Linked DNA regions of Homo sapiens: region 1 is linked to region 2. A link is a contact called in ENCODE Hi-C or POLR2A ChIA-PET data. All regions are on one chromosome and are shown on one strand. The core of a region is the stretch at or near the end of the contact, and the rest is flanking DNA. Distances in the headings are between cores, read along the strand shown.

Region 1 (2,700 bases), core at 33-2,532, 170 kb after region 2:
ATGCCACTGCACTCCAGCCTGGGTGACAGAGTGAGACCCTGTCTCAAAAACAAAACAAAAATTATCTCTTGGGCTGGGTACAGTGGCTCACACCTTTAATCACAGTGAGACCTCATTTCTACAAAAAATAAAAATAAATTAGCTGGGCATGGTGGCTCATGTCTGTAGTCCCGGCTACTCTAGAAGCGCTGTGCCCAGGAGTTCAAGGCTACACTGAGCTGTGATCATGCCACTGCACAGCCTGAGCTACAGAGTGAGACCCTATCTCTTAAAACAAACAAACATATATACAAACAATCTTTTGGAACCTCAAGGTAAGGTCAGAAAACTTGGTCTTGCTTAGAGGACGGGACTTCAGTCTTAGAAGGGAGGGAGACCCCATCTCCCTCCATCTAATTACACATTCCAATTGAGACACTTTTGAGAGTAAAAAGGGACTTTATTAATAACGTTATAATAATTCATAACTTTATTAATAACTGCATCAGAACAATACATTCCAGGACCCTCTTGGAGAGACTAGGATGTAGGGTTACCTACCTTTAGCATGCTGTAGAGATCACCCATGATCCAAGACATCTCACTGTAAGAGCTTCAGGCAGTGATTTTTAAGGAACTTCTATTTTGTTTTTACTGCTTAATATCTTACAATCTTCTATTAGATCATAAACATAGGTGTTTCGATAAGCTTCTCATATCTACCATTTTCATTGGTGTAGACTCAATTTTGAATTGTATTCATAGTTATGAATTGTGTTGCCTCTGCATTAAACAGTTGAGTTTTATAATGGCAGAAGGGCACAATGGGAAGGGAGGAGGAAGAGATGGGTGAAGGGAGAGAGAGAATGTGAAAGTGAAGGTAGTGAGTTTGCAGAACTCAGACATCGTAGTAAAACACCTGGCAAGATCGTCTGCTGAGAGCCAGGGGCCAGGAGCTTCAGGAAGTGTGTCAGGGAGTCATATCCAAAGCAGAACAGTGGCCAAGAGTGGTGAGTTCTGCACTTTCAGGATGATATCTGAATACTTAAACCTTTAGCCATAAGAGGGCAGTTTTAGGCATCCTATACCTGGGGAAACAAGGCTGAAAACACTCATTTTTTAAAATCCTTATTTCAGAGATAAGGGCAAGGCCAACTAATTTGATAGCACAAAGGGGCCTTAACTTTATTTCTACAGCTATTGTATTCCTGGATGACTCAGCTTTAAGATAGTTTCCCCTTGACTTTAAGAAATGACTCACATACTTTTACTATGGAAGTGACAGGGGCTGCTAGGCCCCTAACCGCCCACCTGTCAGCGAGCCATGTTAGCTTAACTGTATTTTTCTCTTAGGCTAAACTTAGTGGGAAAGATATTCAAGTACCTCTTTCATGTCCCCTGCTTACTCATGCTGGCGAGTACTGTGTGCCTTTATTCCAGACGATTCAAACTTCCTTCTTATCCACCTGACATTTTGTGGCATATCCACAGATGCCATGCATGGGCCTGGCATGGAACATACAGAGATGACTCAGAGTCTCCATCCACAAGGAACACCAAGTCTCGAGTCCCTGTATTTTAGCCTATTTAGTCATGCTAGTGTCATTTGGGGAAGTGGCTGTTGAAATAATAGCTTTCAGGCAGCCTTTGCCTTGTCCTTCTTTAGGTGTAGGGGCTTGAGAAAAAGGTGAGGGGTCTTTTCTGTTCCCAGCAAGTTGCCTTTCCAAAATGGCCGTGCAATACTCATCTGTCTAAGGCCCAGCTAGTGTTTCAGATTTCATCTTACTTTAAAAAGCGGCAGCAAGATTATATAGTTACCTAGTGCTAATCCCATAAGAATTAAATACATAGAGCCTCATTTAAAAACAGATTAATGTAGCTGTTAGTAATAACAGGCCAGGGAGAGGCCCCAGGCACTAAAGGTGTTTGGTAACTGACATCAGGGGAGGTCCCAGGAGGACCTTCCAGAAGGCTGATCCTGGAGCTGGGCACCATGTCTTTGCCCTTCCCTTGCATGGGAGAGGTGGCATCTCTTCACAGAACATCCAGCAGTCTGTCTGACATCAGGCAGGGTTGGCCCTTTATCCAGATCAGATGTGTTTGGATTTAATTAAATTGAGGCTCCCAAAGTGCCTACACAATTAGCTGTAATTGCTCCTCAGTAGTGTAGCAAATCTGAGTTTTGTAACTGTCCCAATGACATCTGAACATCTGCTCTAGGTCTCAAATAATTAGTCTCAAACCTGAGTAATGATAGATGGGTCTAAAAGGAATCAAAGCTGGGTGCAGTGGCTCACACCTGTAATCTCAGCACTTTGGGAAAGGAAGCCAAGGTGGGCAGACCTCTTGAGCTCAGAAGTTCGAGACCAGCCTGGGCAACATAGTGGAACCTCCCAGGCAAGTTCGCCCATCTCTACAAAAAATCAGAAATTAGCTGGGTTTGGTGGCATGTGCCTATAGTCCCAGCTACTCAAGAGGCTAAGGTGGAAGGACGTCTTGAGCTTGGGGAGGTCAAGGCTGCAGTGAGCCATGATCATGCCACTGTACTCCAGCCTAGGGAGACAGAGCGAGACCGTCTCAAAAAAATAAGAATAAAAATAATAAAAGGAATCAAATGGTTGGGGGGAGTAAGATGTTTAATAATTGAAGCATAAATCTCTGGAGTACTATTACCTAAGTAGATTTGTGATATAAGGCAAGGGGCTTGGGCTTTGGGGTTGA
Region 2 (2,700 bases), core at 23-2,522:
AAATCAAGCTGCAAACATAAATAAGAAAGCTGGAAGCTTGCATGGGGGATTGCCAGCAGCTGCACCAATAGAAAAGGGCTACCTGGGGGCCAAGCATGTCCACCGTGGAAGCTCCACCTTCCCGTTTTTTGTCAGCATGTATACAGTAAGAAAGAAATGGGCAACATGGCGCAGCTCAGGCAGGGAACCCACCTGCATAATAAAAGACTGGGTGGGGGCTGCCAGAGATTCACACCCTATGCAGGTGGGTGGCAGATGTAGGACACTTGGTCCCAACCAGTTTTTCATGCCCTATGTAGATCAGACACCACCTTCCCACTAGCTCATCTATAACCCCCCCTGCATTTCACCATGGATCAGCAACCCATTTTTTCAGGACACCTCTCTGTAGTAGAAAGCTATTCTCTTTCTTTTGCTGATTAAATTTCCACTCTTAACCCCTCACTCTTTGTGTGTCCGCATCCTTGATCTCTGTGGCCATGAGACAAGGAACCTCAGGTTCAAGCAATTGTCCTGCCTCAGCTTCCTGAGTAGCTGGGATTACAGGTATGCACCACCATGCCTGGCCAATTTTTGTATTTTTAGTAGAGGCGAGGTTTCACCATGTTGGCCAGGCTGGTCTCCAACTCCTGACCTCGTGATTCATCCGCCTCAGCCTCCCAAAGTGCTGAGATTACAGGTGTGAGCCACCGTGCCCAGCCAGGCCTGCTCTTTTAGAGTCACAGAGTTCTCTGGTGACAACTGACAGTTGGAAGAGTTGTGCTTGTTTGTGTCTTTATCTGGTTGGATGCAGCCTTTATCTTTTTTTTTTTCTGCTTATTAAGCAAAATATCTTATCCTTGTTGGCAAAGTGCCCTGTGAAATATAAAATGGAGTCTTTTTCTAAGATGGAGTTAGTTGGGTCAAGGGTGCTGTACACAGATTATATCTTTATTATTATTATTATTATTATTATTATTATTATTATTATTATTATTTTTAGAGACAGGGTCTCCCTAAGTTGTGCAGACTGGTCTTTAACTCCTGTGCTCAAATGATCCTCCTGCCTCAGGCTCCTGAGTAGCTGGGACTACAGGCATGAGCCACTGCCCCTGGCTATCTAGTTCTATTTTTGATCTGAACTTCTACTATTTTAACCATGTGATTCTTTTGCCAAAACAACAAGGGAGAGAGAGATATCAGAGCCTGGGGCTTCTGCAGAGTGGCCCTCCTCTCTGCCAGCACATCTGCCCACACCACCTCCTGCACACAGATGTTTACAGTCGCCAGAAACCACAGCACTTCCGCCTGCTTCAGACAGTGTGGCCAGCTCATCCCACTGACCTCTTGCTTTGTTTATTAGAGAAAAAAAGCAAACGCCTGACTACCACCAAAAAACCCTACCACCAAGGTCCCAGACAGGCTGAACCCATAACCTCAGGGAGGGAGGGCAGCCTGAGGTGAGGGGAATCCCAGTGGCCTGAGGAGGGCTTGGCCACCCCCTGACCCCGGCAGGAGCACCGTGAATGAACTGAAAAGGGGGGCCCTGTACCCCAGCGCTGACCTTTTCATCCCAGTGCCTGGTCTTCTACCACGGACTCCACGGTGTAAAATGACTTTCTTTCTTGTCAGCTGCATTTATGAAATAATGCTGCTAAAAAGGCCAGTTATAGTTGTGAAAAGAAAGTTGACCAGGTGTGGGCGATTGGATTAGATTCTGGTTTCTGTCATCCGCTGCCCCGCTTCCTAGAAGCAGACTGTTTATCCCCACCAGCCATGAGATGTGTGGTGCCTCCCGGGGAAAGAGTGTGCCTTTCCTGCCCTGTCAGGCCTGGCCACATGAGTGATTATGGCCCATGAAACATGGTGGAGGTGACACAGGCCAGCTCCGAGCAGAGGCTCTAAGCATGTACACCAAAAAGTATCCAAGACAGGTCTCAATCAATGGAGAAGCTTATTTTGCCAAAGTTAAGGACACACCTGAGAGACAGGTCAGTGCCTTTCTCCAAAGATGATTTTGAAGGTATCAATATTTAAAGGGGAAAGTGGGCTGGAGGGAAAAGACAGCACAGTAATTCACATGTTACAAGAGAAAAGGAGCAAGGAAGGGGACAGTCAATTATGTAATTATGTATTCATCTGGCACTCAGTAATCAGGACTTCACATAAGGTGAACACAGTAGCTACCTGTGGAGATTCCTTTCTTTCTTTCTTTCTTTTTTTTTTTTTTTTTTTTTGAGACGGAATCTTGCTCTGTCACCAGGCTGGAGTACAGTAGAACGATCTCAGCTCACTGCAACCTCCACCTCCCAGGTTCAAACAATTCTCATACCTCAGCCTCCTGAGTAGCTGGGACTACAGGCGTGTGCCACCACCACACCTGGCTAATTTTTTGTATTTTTCGTAGAGACGGGGTTTCACCATGTTAGCCAGGATGGTCTCCATCTCCTGACCTCGTGATTCACCTGCCTCAGCCTCCCAAATTGAGGGACAGGCGAGAGCCACCGCGCCTGGCCACCTGTGGAGATTTCTAACCTTTTACCTGTAGCTACCTGCTTAGGAACAAAAGGAAAGGCAGTGGATTGCATGATGCAGCTTTCAGCTTAATTTTTTTCCCTTTCAGCACAGTGAACTGGGGTCCGGAGTTTCTATTTTCCTTTCACAAGCGCCATTGCGTTGCTTCCTGCAGCTGTCCTGCTCTCTGCCTCGGGGATACCTAGT

Evidence for each region. Hi-C counts contacts between places; a loop is a spot of excess contacts on that map. ChIA-PET counts read pairs that join two places held with the same protein, here RNA polymerase II (POLR2A). Pooled maps may share reads with other maps.
Region 1: a pooled map shows a loop between it and region 2 (2.2-fold over the local background). The contact joins two enhancer-like sites. A Hi-C loop is called at or near these places in 1 of 168 maps with a recorded cell type or tissue (endothelial cell of umbilical vein) and 10 of 50 pooled maps. POLR2A ChIA-PET finds 5 or more read pairs at or near these places in 1 of 52 experiments (activated CD4-positive, alpha-beta T cell).

What each region holds. Positions count from the first base shown.
Region 1 is chr15:89,166,534-89,169,233 of GRCh38, forward strand. All of the region lies in intron 5 of ABHD2 (abhydrolase domain containing 2, acylglycerol lipase), which reads left to right. Among named protein-coding and RNA genes, the nearest start is that of RLBP1, 54 kb to the right of the region's middle. RefSeq lists enhancers at 733-1,932, 842-1,211. Within about 2 kb of position 1,283, at least 18 of the 41 ENCODE cell types and tissues checked have a DNase peak (open chromatin) inside an H3K27ac peak, as active enhancers do.
Region 2 is chr15:89,001,226-89,003,925 of GRCh38, forward strand. No RefSeq gene overlaps it. Among named protein-coding and RNA genes, the nearest start is that of CARMAL, 38 kb to the right of the region's middle. RefSeq lists enhancers at 944-1,555, 2,671-2,700 and a silencer at 1,573-1,867. Within about 2 kb of position 1,273, at least 3 of the 41 ENCODE cell types and tissues checked have a DNase peak (open chromatin) inside an H3K27ac peak, as active enhancers do.